Linked DNA regions of Homo sapiens: regions 2 and 3 are each linked to region 1. Evidence: chromatin contacts called from ENCODE Hi-C data. All regions are on one chromosome and are shown on one strand. Each heading gives the region's core, a stretch centred on a gene start or an enhancer-like site at or near the end of the contact. The rest is flanking DNA. Distances are from core to core; before and after follow the strand shown. Region 1 holds the start of GALNT4 (polypeptide N-acetylgalactosaminyltransferase 4). Region 2 holds the start of CEP83 (centrosomal protein 83). Region 3 holds the start of NUDT4 (nudix hydrolase 4).

Region 1 (5,064 bases), core at 2,565-5,064:
AGGAGGAAGAGAGCAAAGGGGGAAGTGCTACACACTTTTAAACAACCAGATCTCGTGATAACTCACTCAGAACAGCAAGGGAGAAATCCACCCCCATGATCCAATCACCTCCCACCAGCCCCCTCCTCCAACACTGGGGATTACAATTCTACATGACAGTTGGGTGGGGACACAAATCCAAACCATATCAGTAGGTGACAAATTTTTTAAGATCAACTTTAGGTAATAGGATTAATATGTAGTTTCCCTCCCATCTTTTAAATTTAAAACATGTGTTTCTTGATAATTGAGAAAAAAAGTAAAAGCTAAACTTTTACTAAAACACTTAAATAAAAATCTATATTTTTTCTTCTTGTGAGCTAGTTTCTAAATCTCCAACTTCTTCCCTTTTCTGCTTCTCCTGTGCCCAATATTAGACGTAACATACCTATGAGTAATCCTGAGGTCCTGATTACTCTTCAGCTTCTGGCATTATTATTTTATTATTGGGGTGAAATACCTGTAATGAAATTTACCATTTTACCCATTTTTTAGGTGTACAATTCACTGGCATTAAGTACATTCACAATGTTGTGCAAACATCACCACTATCTATTTCCAGAACTTCATCATCCCAAACAGAAACTCTGCACCCATTAAACAGTAACTCCCCAGTCTCCCTTACCCCCAGCCCTAGTAACCTCTATTCTACTTTCTGTCCTTATGAATTCACCTATTCTAGGTACCTCATATGAATGGAATCATACAATATATGCTCATTTGTGTTTGGCTTATTCACTTAGCAAAATGTTTTCAAGGTTCATCCATGTTATAGCTTGTATCACAATTTCATTTCTTTTTATGGCAGGATAATATTTCCTTATATGTATATATCACATACATTTTGTTTATCCATTCATCTGTTGGATACTAGGATTGTATCCACTTTTTGGCTATTGTAAATAATGCTTGCTTTGAACACTGGCATCTGTTGGAGTCTCTGCTTTCAATACTTATGGGATATACCTAGCAGTGAAATTGCTGGATTATAAGGTAATTGTATGTTTAACTTTTTAGGAACTGACAAACTTTTTCACAGAGCTACATCATTTTACATTCCCACCAGTATCCAGCATTAGTTTTAAACATGGCAGGCTTTTAAAATAAATCAAGCCTAAACTGGTAATATGTAGCAAAACTAAGAGTCCTGCAACAGTTTGCTGACAAGTTGCTGATATCAACACTCTTAACATATCATCTCCTAGACTAATGCAGTGTTTCTCAACATAGACAGCTGAGACTCCCATAGTAATCATCTATGGAGCTTGTTACATCAGAAGGGCCCTGGATCCCACCTTGTATATGTTGATTCAGCATCTCTGGAAATGGAGCCCCCAAATCAACATTACAAATGCTAAAGCATGAGACTCACCAACCCTAGATTGCTGAGTTCTTGAAGGTAGGGGAAATATCTTAGTCATCATTGTGTCCCTCAAGGCCAAACATACAACAGATATTTAACAAGTGTATACTTAAATTAACTAATACTGTAATCTAAAGCCTACCTGTTTAGTTGTTAAGTACCATATTCAATAAAATTAAACTCAATCACTAGACAACTAGGGAATCTGTAATTAAGGTGTGTAGCATACCTTTCATTTGCATAAAACACATGTCTTACCAGCTGTGTTCTATCATGCCCTTTGATGTTGCTAAGGATCTTTACACTATATGTAATTTTCAGCTCAGAACATCACGCTTTGAGGCAGGGTTAAAAAAAAAAAAAGGATATGGACTTGGAATTAGAAGAACTGTCTCTGTGTGACCTCTAAGACCAATATCTAGGAATCAAGTTTATAACTTGGAAACATTGAAAACATTTTGTAATTCTACCAACTTCATTGTTTGGCTGAAGCACAAATGATACTATGTGTAACAAAGCCTGCTGTAGAAACGTGGTCTCACAAAAAACAAACAAAAAAAACCATGTTTCCAAGTCTTCCTAAAGACTTTAAGTATCCAGCTGTGTAAGTTTAGTGCTCTAAGGTATACGCAAATAAGCAGATGAGAATGGAAACATATCGCAGAAAATTATTAAGTGCATGCACAACATTTATTCATTCATTCACTCATTCATTCATCACGCACATCCAGCAACTATATCAATATCCTGCAGGGCACTGTGTGGAAAACAGTGGTTAAATAAATTCAAATCTGCCCTCAGGGGATTTAGTTCCTTTTAGTATATTAATAACTAGCAAGCTGCCCCTCTTCATGTCAAAGCTTTACGTCAACAAAATAAGCGGTAGGGGATCACCTTAAACGTCACGGGTGCTGTCTCTTTAAAACGTAATAGAACTCTGATCGCATCGATCACAGGCTCACAACGCCCTTCCATTCATCGCTCTTATTCCAGTCCTGGTTACTACCCCACTTCCTGACATCAAACCAGGGAGAACGCGAGTGTTAGTTAACATGGCTTGGTGTGTGGCCACAGCTGACCCGGCGCATACCTCCCGTCCTCTCTTTACAGGGCTGGCGGTGTCTCGGGGCTCGGCTGGCCATGCCTGGAGCGCGGGGTTTGACTGGGCCGCCGTTGTTGTAGTGACCGGGAGGCGCTGCCGCTCTGGGCAGACGGTTCCGGGAGCCGCACGGTCCCCTCTCCTTCCCCATCCTCTCCCCTCCCCTCTCCGGGTTCCCCCACCCACAGGAGCCTTGGGCCGACCACTCCCCCGATGGCCTCAGCCACGGTAAGGACGGGTTGGAGGTGGGGGGGGTCCCTCCCTGGAGCCTGTCCCGCGGGCTGCGGGGCCAGGTCCGGGCCGAAGCCGCACCTGGAGGGAGATGGAGGCAGGTGTCCGTAGCCGGGTCCTGAGCCCCTCGTCCCGGGGCGTCCGTATCTCACTCTCTGCCATCGGGGCGGACGGAGTGCGGAACCCAGACCCGGCTCCCGGACGCTCTTCCCCGAGTTCCGGAGCTCCGGACTGAGCTGGGCGGCCCCACGGCCCCCAGAATTCTCGGAGGGTTTCCGTGGAGCGCCTGCGTCAGAATCACCTAGGAAGTATTAAAAAAAAAAAAAGTACCAAAGCCGAGGCGCATCCTCGCACCTGCCTGCCTTGGGCCAGCGGGCGGGGCCCGGGAACGTGCATTTCAAAGGGGCCGCGGTTCCTGCGATGCGCTGGACTCTGGGAAGCGCGAACAGAGCGTTTTGCGGGCTCTGCGGGGAGAGCTGGCGCCGGCGTCTCCCTGTAGCAGGACTGGGCGCCGCGCCCGTGGGTGGGCTGCTGCCCGGCCCCGCCGCCCAGCCAAGCCGCCGCCTGGGTGGCCATTCCCAAGCCGGACTCCGGGGAAGTGGCAGCGTGGATCCCAGCCGCCAGAATTCGAGGTCTGCGGCGGCTTTCAAAACTTGACAACTTTCCTTTCCAGGAGGACCCCGTTCTGGAGCGTTATTTCAAAGGCCACAAAGCTGCGATCACCTCCTTGGACCTCAGCCCCAACGGCAAGCAACTTGGTAAGTCTTATTCTTGTTTTGCTTTTGTAATGAGACTAAACTCCATGGGCCGGAAACCTTTCCTCCTGTCCGGGCAGGGTCCCTAGGAGAACGGCTAAGGGCCTGTATGAGGGTTGAGAGCACCCGGAGACGAGGGCCCAGCGCGGCGGGGCGCAGCTAGGGCCCCCTCTGCCATCCCGGCCCCCAGCCCCCGGCCCGGCCAAGAGCCTCCTATCCAGCGGTCTGGGCCTGGCGGACGACTTTCGCAAACTAACCACCAGGAGGAGTGAGTGGGAAGGGGAGGGGTTTCTCCTCGGCCCGGGGAGGGTGGGGTGTTGGCTGGAGAGTTTGTGAAAAGTTGTGAGCCGAGCAGGAGGAAGTAGGGAGAGAGGAGTTGGGCTGTGCCGGAGGCCGAGGACCGAGAGGGCTCAGGTGACCCCTGGAAAGCCTGGGTGGCTGGAAAGGAGCCTAGCGCCTGCATGAAAGGAAGAACCTGCTGGGAAGTACCTGAGCTCGAGCTGTGGGTTCCGCCGCCCTTCCCCTGCGTGGTGGCTTGGTGGCCGCGTCTGCGCCTCAGCCCTGAGAATCCGGATGGCGGTGAGGTGGACTTGGGCAGGCAAGAGCTGCCTGCTGCTGGCGTTTTTAACAGTGGCCTATATCTTCGTGGAGCTCTTGGTCTCTACTTTTCATGCCTCCGCAGGAGCCGGCCGTGCCAGGGAGCTGGGGTCAAGAAGGCTCTCAGACCTCCAGAAAAATACGGAGGATTTGTCTCGACCGCTTTATAAGAAGCCCCCTGCAGATTCCCGTGCACTTGGGGAGTGGGGGAAAGCCAGCAAACTCCAGCTCAACGAGGATGAACTGAAGCAGCAAGAAGAACTCATTGAGAGATACGCCATCAATATTTACCTCAGTGACAGGATTTCCCTGCATCGACACATAGAGGATAAAAGAATGTATGAGTGTAAGTCCCAGAAGTTCAACTATAGGACACTTCCTACCACCTCTGTTATCATTGCTTTCTATAACGAAGCCTGGTCGACTTTGCTCCGTACCATTCACAGTGTTTTAGAAACTTCTCCTGCAGTTCTTTTGAAAGAGATCATCTTGGTGGATGACTTGAGTGACAGAGTTTATTTGAAGACACAACTTGAAACTTACATCAGCAATCTTGATAGAGTACGCTTGATTAGGACCAATAAGCGAGAGGGGCTGGTTAGGGCCCGTCTGATTGGGGCCACTTTCGCCACTGGGGACGTCCTCACTTTCCTGGATTGTCACTGTGAGTGTAATTCCGGTTGGCTGGAACCGCTTTTGGAAAGGATTGGGAGAGATGAAACAGCAGTTGTGTGTCCTGTTATAGACACAATTGATTGGAATACTTTTGAATTCTATATGCAGATAGGGGAGCCCATGATTGGTGGGTTTGACTGGCGTTTAACATTTCAGTGGCATTCTGTCCCCAAACAGGAAAGGGACAGGCGGATATCAAGAATTGACCCCATCAGATCACCTACCATGGCTGGAGGACTGTTTGCTGTCAGCAAGAAATATTTTCAGTACCTTGGAACGTATGACACAGGAATGGAAGTGTGGGG
Region 2 (5,064 bases), core at 766-3,265, 4.9 Mb before region 1:
ATATATTCACATTAGGACAGCACTGTACTTGCTAAACTACATTCTGCTTTTTTTTTCCTGAGGGGAAACTATATTTTTTGGACATACTTTAATGCAAATAAAGAACTTTCCATCAGTTTTTAATGGGTCAAGAGTATTCCATTGCATGTACCAATCATAATTTTCTTAACTAGTGTCCTAGTGATGGACACTTGTTTCTAGAAGCATTATTTTTAAAAAAGGTGGCAAATAGTATCCTTATGAATCCCTTATTTTCCTTAGGGTATATGCCTCGGAAATGAGACAGCTGTGGGGCAAAGGCTAATGCATATGTTAAATTTTGGTAAATAGGGTTGTACCAATTTCACCTTCACACCAAAAATGCCTGACAGTAATTGTATCCCACACCCCTATCAACAATGATAGACAAAAAACAACTGTTTGGAAGTGGGACAACTTTCCGTTTGTTAATTGAATATTTGTTTTTCTTGGCTTTTTGTATTTTTAATAGATGGGATTTCACCATGTTGGCCAGGGTCGTCTCGAACTCCTGACCTCAGGTGATCCACCTGCCTTGGCCTCCCAGCGTGCTGGGATTACAGGCGTGAGCCACCGCCATTTCCCGAATGATCTTTTTCCTACTGACCAATAATTTGTCATGTATAGTTTACTGGCTACCACAGAGATTTCTGGAGTTGTCTGGCTCCAGCGTTTAAAAGTAATGGTTTTGGGCAACTCTGTGAAATGGAGATAACAATTGCACCTACCTTACAGAAATGTTAGAGTTAAATAAGATAACCTGAAAAAGTACTCCAGTACTTGCCACACAAATGCTCAGCAAATGTGAGCTACTGTTATTATACTAAACACGCACACATACATGAGAATTTCTGGATTCTCTATTCTATCTCCCATGTCTCATCTATGTAATCCATCCAGCAACATTCCATTACCAACTCGCTGTCCTTTTTTTCCCTCCTCTTAAGAGACACGGTCCTTTCTAATGGCCCGTTTTCCCTCATTTCAACAACAACAAAATCACCTCTCAGTTGTCCAATAATAACTACAGCCTGAAAATCATAATCTTGGGGGTAAAAATAAGCTGTACTTCACAAAGCAGTGAGAATCAAAGCCCAACCAAGGCACTGAACAAACGCTGGGGATGGGAAGGTGTCTGTTTCTTCCAACACGTATTTTGAAAGGCTGACCGCCTACTTTGTTTCAGACTTTGGATGATCATGGAAGTTCTCAAAAGCTAGCAACTCCTCTTCCAACTATTGTTTACAGCCTTAAGACAAGTAGTTCCCCATGTGACCCCAGGTGGGCCCTGAACTTGGGATAACCAGGACAGGAGACTTGGAGCAGGAGGTGCGGGGGCGAGGAGGGCTCTCTCCCGGGCGATTGGTCCTAACCCGAGGTTCCCTCGTGGCAAGCTGAGCCGACTCCCCACTCGTGGGCTGATGCCCGAGGCAGACGCGGCAGGCAGGCGGCTTCGGGAGCGCATATCTGCACCCATGGGGACGATGGCAGGCTGGCGAAGGGAGAGAGGTGGCGGCAGGACTACCATTTGAGGCTCTCAAATGGTGTGGGGAAGAGGGAAGGAGAGGCGCGAAAAGGAGGAAAACCCCTGGAGACGCTGTGTCGGGCGGAGGCTAGGGAGACCGGCTTCGCGCTCCAACGACGCGCATCACTCAGACTCCAAGGCAAGTGCCCGGGGCTAGATTTTCCGTCCCCTGGGGCTCTGGGGATCTCTGAGTCCATCCCAGGGCCCTCCAGGAACGCCTTCGGGAGCGCAGCCCGGCCCCGCCGCTGCCGCTGTCACCCGTGGCCGCTCCCGCCTCGGTTCGTTTGTCTCCTCCCTCTAACGGCTCCGGCAGCAACCGGCGTCGGTGGCGTGGGTGACGTCGGCGTGGGGGGTGGGACTTCCTGCTTCGCGTGCCGCTGGGCCAAGGGACAGAGCCCGCTCCTCCAGGCTGGTGGGGCGGTGCGATGAGGCGGCTTCTGGGCCATACGTCAGCACGTGGGGTGGCGCCGCACCCCTGAGGATCCCGGTCCACGCGGAGGAGTGGGGCTTTTCACCGCCGCCGCCGCCGCCCTCGGACCTCTCCCGGGATACTTCACATTTCCCTAGGGACGGGAGCCCGAGGGGTCCGTTCGGCCCTCTTCCTCTCGCTGGGCCGACACCCCGCTGTAGGACCGTAACCCTTAGTCCCAATGCCTCCGTAAGCGGAGTTGAGTGGGTGCCTGTGGTTGGAGCTGTGGAGGTGTCCCCGGTGGCGAGCGCGGCCAGAACTGCGGTCACTTAAGTTTTCCGTGTGCGGGTTGCAAGGAGCGTGCGTGCGTCTGGTATGTAACCTCTCTTTCTGGGGACGGTGTCTTGTTTGTATTTTGGAATACTCATTTTGTCCCTCCACAAACTGCCCTTGAATCCTTTTTTTATTTTCCTGTTAAAGTAGTGGAAGCTCGTGCTAGAAAAGTAGGCAGAGAGACGCACGTGAAACTCTTCATGGAGCTTTTGGATGCACTCTGGCTTGGTGGTTGTGTAGCCAGTTTGGTAATTGGCCAGACGTTTAAGTACCTCCAGCTTAATTTACGATGAAAAAGCTATGCTACCATTTTCCTTGGCTTTGAAGACAATTTGAATGAACAGTGATGTCGACTGTCATTACTGAGATAAACACCTAAAATATGTTAGCATATGCTGGGTTTAAATACTTTGGTTAATCCTCAGTGTCCAACTTTTGACCATAATCAATGGGCATTTTGCTCTTAAGAATATCCACTGCTAAGTATTTGTAAAGCCTTTAGTTAGCTGAAATGAGGAAGCTCTTTCAAATCTTACAGATCTCTAGGATAAGGAAAGACTTGTCTGAATTTCGTGTATATGATATATACTTCATAATCTGTTCAGACTTTAAGCAGCTCTAAAACAGAGTGGGTTGTTAAAGCAGTGCTTCTGTTACCAAGCAACATGTCTGTAAACAAGTCTGACATTTAACTAAAACACAATTAAAGGTATCTATCCTACAGTTACCTGGATTTAGAATTTTCCATATTTATGAATTTAGCCTGTAAGTGGTTAGAATTAATACTCACCTTTTGTATTGAGGTTTGATTTCAAACTCAGTTTGTTCAGAATTGTTAGAATGCTTTATTTATTTATTTATGACTGAGTCTCACTCTGTCGCCCAGGCTGGAGTGCAGTAGCGCGATCTCGGCTCACTGCAACCTCCGCCTCCTGGGTTCAAGCGATTCTCCTGCCTCAGCCTCCCGAGTAGCTGGGATTACAGGTGCGTGCCACCATGCCCGGCTAATTTTTTTATTTTAGTAGAGATGGGGTTTCACCATGTTGGCCAGGCTGGTCTCAAACTCCCGACCTCAGGTGATCCGCCCACCTCGGCCTCCCAAAGTGCTGGGATTACAGGTGTGAGCCACCGCACCAGGCCAGAATGCTTTAAATTATAAGTGTCACACAGGACTCTCCTGAGAGTTGCAAATGGTTTTGAGTTGTCCTTTGGTTATTTAGGACAGAGTATGCTGGGTATTCCCCTTACTTTGAGTGTTTTCTTTCCAGATCAGATGAAGTGCGCGGACTGTATTTAGAACATTCTCAAATAATAGTGAAATACAATTTAGAATTCCATGCAGCACTGGGAGAATGAAACACTGATTATTCACAGGTAGTTTTTTTTTTTTTCTTTTTTTGAGACAGAGTTTCATTCTTGTCGCTCAGGCTGGAGTGCAGTGGTGGGATCTCAGCTCACTGCAACTTCCGCCTCCCAGTTTCAAGTGATTCTCTCCTCTCAGCCTCCCGAGTAGCTGGGGTTACAGGTGCATGCCACCATGCCCTGCTAATTTTTGTATTTTTAGTAGAGATGGGGTTTCACCATATTGCCCAGGCTGGTCACGAACTCCTGACTTCAGGCGATCTGCCCACCTTGACCTCCCAAAGTGCTGGGATTACAGGTGTGAGCCAGCGTGCCTGGCCTATTCACAGGTAGTTTTTAATCCTTGGTTTACCAGTCACCTCACTGTCTCCTCTTATTGAACCCTTAATGATAAAATTTTTATGGCAAGTTGTTAGTTTTTAGAGCACTTTTTGAATGATCTTTTCAATCAATAACCTTTCAAGTAAGCAAGTATGTGAGAAAATTTGAGACATGATGAGACTAAATGACTTCTTTGAAATCTATTAATAATGGGAATTGGAACTTGAAGTTTAATGTTCTTTATGTCAGATACCCTTATGTATTGCTAAAATCCATGGACTTAATTTTAGTTCTCTCCTCCTTTTTTCTATATGCTGATGTTGAAGTAATGAAATATTCAAAAGTTGGGCAAGATGGAGGAGACAAATCAAGAATGACTCGTATAATCCTTAGTAATCAGAAATCAGCATTATGTCATGGGATGTTCTAATTCAAGAAGCTTAGAGTGAAATCTTAACAGAAAGATTAGTGAATTTTAGTGAATTGTCAGAATTTCCCCACCCCCAGGTACTGTCTCTTTGCCTAAAAGTAGATGAGCTTGCTTTTAATTTTGTCATACATATTAGGTTCCATAAGTAAATTGCCCACATTGTTTAACCTATGTGCTTTTAGGGAATGTGTGTAAATCTGTGTAAAAAACTTCCTTTTAACCCAAGTTCATGTTTCTTGACTTAAGGTGAATTATTTGAAATCCTCTCACCTTGCCTTTTCAAGTGTATGTTCTTTATGGAAAAGGTGTCTCTGCCCAGATTGGTTTCTTCACTATCCCCTAAACCTGCTCTGTACTTTATCCTTTCCATATTAGTCTGCATATCTTTCTATCCCCCGTGACCTGATCTTATTCCCTTCTTTCTTAAAATCTAAATTGTACCTTTTCTATAAGGTTCAACTCCACCATGACCTCATACATACATACATAGGAATAGTATGTATTTGTGAGTTAAATTTATTTGATACTTATACTTTTTATTGTATTATTTTAGCTTTCTTGACTTCCTAACTAGATTGTAAGCTTATTAAGGGCAGGACTTCAGATCTCGATGAGCTGTATCCTTAGTCTTTTCCAAATACAAGTTGCTGAATAAATGTTTCTTAA
Region 3 (5,064 bases), core at 781-3,280, 3.9 Mb before region 1:
CATTGTAAGCACTCAATTAAGAATATCATTACACAATATTGAGGAAACCAGACAAGATCCTTGATCTATCTTGATCCCTTTTGGCTATCATTTCTTTTATATTTAAAGTTTACTACTTTGCCTCAACATGGCCCCTTTCCGCTAAGGCTTTATCTTTTTTACAGAACACACTTAATGCTTGTTGACTTGTTCATTTTGTAAAAGTTAATAACCTTTCCCTTTGCAGTTTCTAGCTCTCCTAAGCAGACCCATCTCAAAGGCTGGGGCCGTATTTCTCTGCACACTCGTTTGGGATTCAAGTCTAATACGTAAAGGTTATGAGTGAGCACAGAGCAACCCATTTAAAGGGCTTGGTTTCTTTTCAAAAAAAAATAAAGGCAAAACAAGGGTTTGAAGGGCAAATTTCGAGAACTTTTCGTTAACATAACAAGAACTAAGCCACTGAGTGTATTCTGTGTCATATTCATCACAACTACAGGGACTAGCAGTAAGGAAGCCATTAAATTCCCATCTCCAGCCTTAGCCTAGTATTTTATACACGGTTGGTTATGAAAGCAGAACTCAGAATGTTAATTTTTTTCACCTATGTAATTTATCTTAAGAGTGGCAATACCAAAAGGCTACTATTGCCCTAAGCAAACTTCAACAGTTAGCCATTTTAAATAAATACTACTGAATTAAGTAAAAATCGCTCTCCAGGGAAACCCCAAGGGTCTCATTCTCAGCCCAATGCAGATGGGTAAATTATCCAAGAACGACTGCTCTGAGAACGAGAAAGGCTACTCCTTTCCAGATGTCAAGCCAGACAGCAAAGAACCCTTTATACATAAGCTGAGAGCTGGAGATTACTGTCTGAAAATGGCAGCTTTGCCCATCTCTAGTCCATCGTCTCCCTTTTGGCATTATTCCACATTTTTCACTAACCATTTTTCTGCAGTCAGAAAACTTTAAGAAGGGAAGGCCGTTTTAAAAATGAGGCATAATTATGCCAACAGCTTGCGGGTTCATGGACCCACAAGAATTGCCAAGACTAGACTCAATTCCAAGCACGAGGACTGTCTGTTACTCCACAAACATGCTTAGATCGAATCCGAGACCGCAAACGGCTGTAACATGGAAGGAAAATATGTAAAAGAGGCACAAGGGCTCTGCTGCAACACTCACGCCATTTCCACCCTCCTCTCGCTGAGCACTCGAGGTTTATCCGGCTTTCAACTCAATTCGCACGTTAAGATGGTGACTCCCGCTAGGCGAGACTTACGCGGCCCGGGACCTTCCCGGGGACCAGGCGCCTTCTCGAGTGCCCAGATGGAGAAACTGGGGCTGGGCGAGCCCCCTTTGTCTCATCTATCAGCCCAGAGAAAGGAAGGAAGAAGTGAGGGAGGAAAGGAGTGAGGGAGGAAAGGAGGGAGGGAGGAAGGGGGCTAATCCCTCCCAGCCCCGCAGCCTGCGCAGGGGCGGGGAGCGAGGGGAAGCACCCGGGCCCTAGACCCCGGCGCCCCGGAGGGCAGCGTGCGGCGCCGGGCGCCCTACCTCGTCCTCCTGCTCGCTCCGGAAGCACAGGCACGCCGCCCGCTTCTTGAAGCCCTCGCGGTCGTAGGTCCGCGTCTGGTTGGGCTTGAACTTCATCATAGAGGCGGGCTCCTGCTGCTGCTGCTGCTGCTCCGGCCGCCGCCGTGGGGGCCCGGCCGCCGCCACCCCGCCGGGGAGTGGGGGCGAGGGCGAGTCGGGCGCAGGAGCGCCCGGGAGCGCTAGTCGGTGCGGGAGGTGCGGCGAGGCCGGTCAGTCCCGGGGCCGGCGGCCGCTCCGACGCGGGCGGGACGGGACGCTAGCGCGGGTCACTGGAACCAGGGTGCCGAGATGAAAGCTCCGCCTCTGCCCAGTTGTCCGCCGCTCTCCATGGAGCCCGACTCCCGCTCGCCTCCGCTCCCTCCGGCCGTAGCCGCCAGGGGAAGGGCGGCTAGAGGCGCGCGCCACGCGGAGACAGTTGCGAAGACCCGCTCCCACTGAGCAGCAGCACCGCGGCGACCGCGCGCCGCCCCCTCTGCTCTGTTTAAATGAAGCCCACATGCGCCCCGCCTCCCCCGCGCGCCACTGCGCCTGCGTGCAGAGACCATTGCAATGGGGTGGGTGGGTAGGTGTGGCGGGGGAGGTAGGGGCGGGACCTCGGCCGCCCGGTGGGCGGGGCCGCGCGCACTCCCGGGCTGGAGTTCGGCGAGGCCTTGGGACTGGCGCTGGAGCCCAGCGTGGGATGACCGTGCCCCGAAAACATGCCAGTGAATGGAAAGAAGCCAAGGTCCCCTCCCTCCCTGCTTATACCCTCAACTTTGCCAATGAGGACCCTAAATACCAGCTGCACTACAGGGGATGTAACTACATACACCGTCACCAAAGTTGCAGCCTGGCCAAGAAATGCCAGGGGACGTCGCGGCGATTGCAGACTCCGCGGTGACTGTGTAGATACGTCCAGAATTCGCCCTTGTAGCGCGGGGAGAGGCGAGAGTGAAGGCCTAGAAAAGTTAAGACGTTAACTGTTTTTTTTTTCTTTGTTTTCACAAATGGGGGGTAGGCAAATTTCCTTTTTTTTTTTTTGTATTTAAATTTTTAATCTTTGGTTGGGGATGGCTTGTATTATTTAAAGAGTCAACTCTAGCTTAAACGTTTCTTTGAAGCTGTCTATAACATCCCCCACTTTGTGCCACCTTCCGGAAAGTATTAATACTGGCAATGGCTAATAGTTGCGAAATGGTTTTCATGTGGATCTCATGCTAAGTAACAGCGCAGCTGGATGCTGGGGCCACAGCACTAAAATATAATGGGATTTCTGCTATCTGGGAGCTTACAGTACCTTGGGGACTTGGAACAAACAACCTCTACACTTCAGAGTGTTAGAAGGGCTAAGATAGGAGCCAGGAGGCCTGATCTTAAGGTAGCTCGAGAAACCCAAACTCAGGCCATTCTGCCCTTCCACAGAGGCCCAGGTTGCTTGGGTCCTGACTTGGTTGGTTGGTTTTTCACCCCTTGAGGGCCTATTGTGTGTCAGGCACTGGCATCTAACAAAACCAGTCAGCCCCTGCCTCTCCAGGAGCGTAGGCACCTGAGAGCACACCGTCAAATATTAAATGATCACACGTGTACACGTAAAACTACAAATGTAATGGGCTCTAAGGTTTCAGACAAAGATTTGACCAGATCTGCAGTCAGAAAAAGATTATTGGGGCAGCAAGGCAGGAGCTGAGGGCTGAAGGAGGAGGAGCTAAATTGACCAAGAGCTTTCAAGGCAAAGGGAACTGGGATTTCTGCAGAGCCCAAAGTGGGAGGGAGTGAGGAGAGTTCTCAGAAATGAAAGAAAAGGCCAGTGTGGCTGCAGAGCGGAGGCAAGCTGGTTCCGCCTCTGGCAGAGGGGCCTGTGAGGCCTGACTGAGAGGCTGGGGACCACTGGAGAGCTCAGAGCAGGCACTGGTCTTTCTAGTCTCCAACCTCCTTTAGATTTGGGACTGCTGCATCTAACTCATCTTGTTACTCCCAGAGCCCAGCAGATGTAAGTTTGTAGAATGGGTTAGTGTTGAATAAATAATTTAAGGAATGAGGCTTCACCACAATTAGAAATCTTATCAAGACTGCGCAGAGATGTTTTCCAAGCCATTGATTTCTTATTGAAGGCACTTGAAATTTAACTATGTCCAGGATTTACAAACACAGGCAGAAAACATCTAGCTGGGGAGTCCGCTATGGCTAATATGTGATTATTATTTTTGGATAATTGGTTCACATCAATAAAGTTATTAATCCTGGCTTGGTTGCACAGGCTAGAGTGCAATGGTGCTGTTTCAGCTCACTGCAGCCTCCATTTCCCAGGCTCAAGGGATTCTCCGGCCTCAGCCTCCTGAGTACCTGTAACCACCACAGTTGCATGCCACCATGCCTGGTTAATTTGTGGATTTTTTTAGTAGAGGTGGAGTTTCACCATGTTGCCCAGGCTGGTCTCGAACTCCTGAGCTCAGGCGATCTGCCCACCTCAGCCTCCCAACGTGCTGGGATTACAGGCGTGAGCCACTGCACCCTCCTCACTATGGTCTTTTTTATTTTTTACTTTTATTTGTTTTATTGTGGCCTTTTAAATGACAAAGAGATTCCATTTCCTTTGTTTAAAACCCTTCAAAGTTCTGGTTTCTAGTTGTTGCTCAATAAATACTAGTTGGCTGAATATTTGTTCACTCAAGTCTTTCCCATTTATTAATTACATGAGGGAAGTCATGAATCAGAATTAACTGAGAAAAAAAAGGGAAGATGCTTAGAACCAAATCACGGAAGGGAGGAAAAACAGCAACACCAAGGCAGTGAGTGTGAGCTACTTGCTTCAGCTTCTTGGCCACTGGACTTAGTTTAAAAATCTTGGCTTCAGGTCTCACATGTACCAATTGCGCCCTCTCTCTCTCTCTCTCTCTCTCTCTCTCTCTCTCTCTCTCTATATATATATATATATATATATGAATGTTATATATATTAGTTATATATATATATAAAACTAATTACTACTATTTATATTTGCTTCACCTCTGAGCCTTGTCTTTTCTCACCTCTTAATTGAGTATAATATGATTTATGGTATCTTGCACAAGGCTTAACTAACATACCAGAGTGAGTCTGAAAGTGCTTTGAAACTGTAAAACATTTAGAGAAACATAAGATGTTATTAACAAGGAAATTTCCATTGGAGATCTCTCCTCCCTGTCTTCCTTTTCCTCAAAGCGTGGAAGAGTAATTGAGAGGGCTATGGATTTTAACACTGTGGAGGAAAGGATCTTAGATTCTGCAATGAATTAAACTGAAGAATGCTTTCATAATATAAATAACCACCTCTCTCCCATACTTATTTATTTGGTTGGTTTTTGCAATTATTGGGGAGAGATCTAACAGAAAAGAAAACTTGTCTGACTAAAATGAGAGAATAGGCTGGGCGTGGTGGCTCATGCCTGTAATCTCAGCAATTTGGGAGGCCGAGGCAGGTGGATCACCTCAGGTCAGGAGTTCGAGACCAGCCTGGCCAACATGGTGAAACCC

What was found. Hi-C counts contacts between places; a loop is a spot of excess contacts on that map. Pooled maps may share reads with other maps.
Region 2: a map of naive thymus-derived CD4-positive, alpha-beta T cell shows a loop between it and region 1 (21-fold over the local background). The contact joins the promoter of CEP83 here to the promoter of GALNT4 in region 1. A Hi-C loop is called at or near these places in 2 of 168 maps with a recorded cell type or tissue (CD8-positive, alpha-beta T cell and naive thymus-derived CD4-positive, alpha-beta T cell) and 5 of 50 pooled maps.
Region 3: a map of CD4-positive, alpha-beta memory T cell shows a loop between it and region 1 (6-fold over the local background). The contact joins the promoter of NUDT4 here to the promoter of GALNT4 in region 1. A Hi-C loop is called at or near these places in 2 of 168 maps with a recorded cell type or tissue (CD4-positive, alpha-beta memory T cell and naive thymus-derived CD4-positive, alpha-beta T cell) and 6 of 50 pooled maps.

Annotation. Positions count from the first base shown.
Region 1 is chr12:89,523,546-89,528,609 of GRCh38, reverse strand. It overlaps GALNT4 (polypeptide N-acetylgalactosaminyltransferase 4), which reads left to right and starts at 3,814. Exons shown (of 1, transcript NM_003774.5): 1 at 3,814-5,064. The coding sequence starts at 4,061. It overlaps POC1B-DUSP6 (POC1B-DUSP6 readthrough), which reads left to right and starts at 2,563. Exons shown (of 11, transcript NR_189589.1): 1 at 2,563-2,729; 2 at 3,406-3,490. POC1B (POC1 centriolar protein B) reads left to right here and starts at 2,563. Exons shown (of 12, transcript NM_172240.3): 1 at 2,563-2,729; 2 at 3,406-3,490. The coding sequence starts at 2,715. It overlaps POC1B-GALNT4 (POC1B-GALNT4 readthrough), which reads left to right and starts at 2,348. Exons shown (of 3, transcript NM_001199782.1): 1 at 2,348-2,729; 2 at 3,406-3,490; 3 at 4,937-5,064. The coding sequence starts at 2,455. It also overlaps POC1B-AS1. RefSeq lists silencers at 2,608-2,867, 3,418-3,797 and an enhancer at 3,888-4,097.
Region 2 is chr12:94,456,818-94,461,881 of GRCh38, reverse strand. CEP83 (centrosomal protein 83) reads left to right here and starts at 2,015. Exons shown (of 17, transcript NM_016122.3): 1 at 2,015-2,325. CEP83-DT (CEP83 divergent transcript) reads right to left here and starts at 1,879. Exons shown (of 1, transcript NR_027035.1): 1 at 1-1,879. RefSeq lists an enhancer at 1,549-1,598.
Region 3 is chr12:93,374,891-93,379,954 of GRCh38, reverse strand. It overlaps NUDT4 (nudix hydrolase 4), which reads right to left and starts at 2,030. Exons shown (of 5, transcript NM_019094.6): 1 at 1,534-2,030. The coding sequence starts at 1,632. LOC643339 (a long non-coding RNA gene) reads left to right here and starts at 2,219. Exons shown (of 5, transcript NR_040096.1): 1 at 2,219-2,518. RefSeq lists silencers at 1,399-1,698, 1,919-2,258 and an enhancer at 1,495-2,434.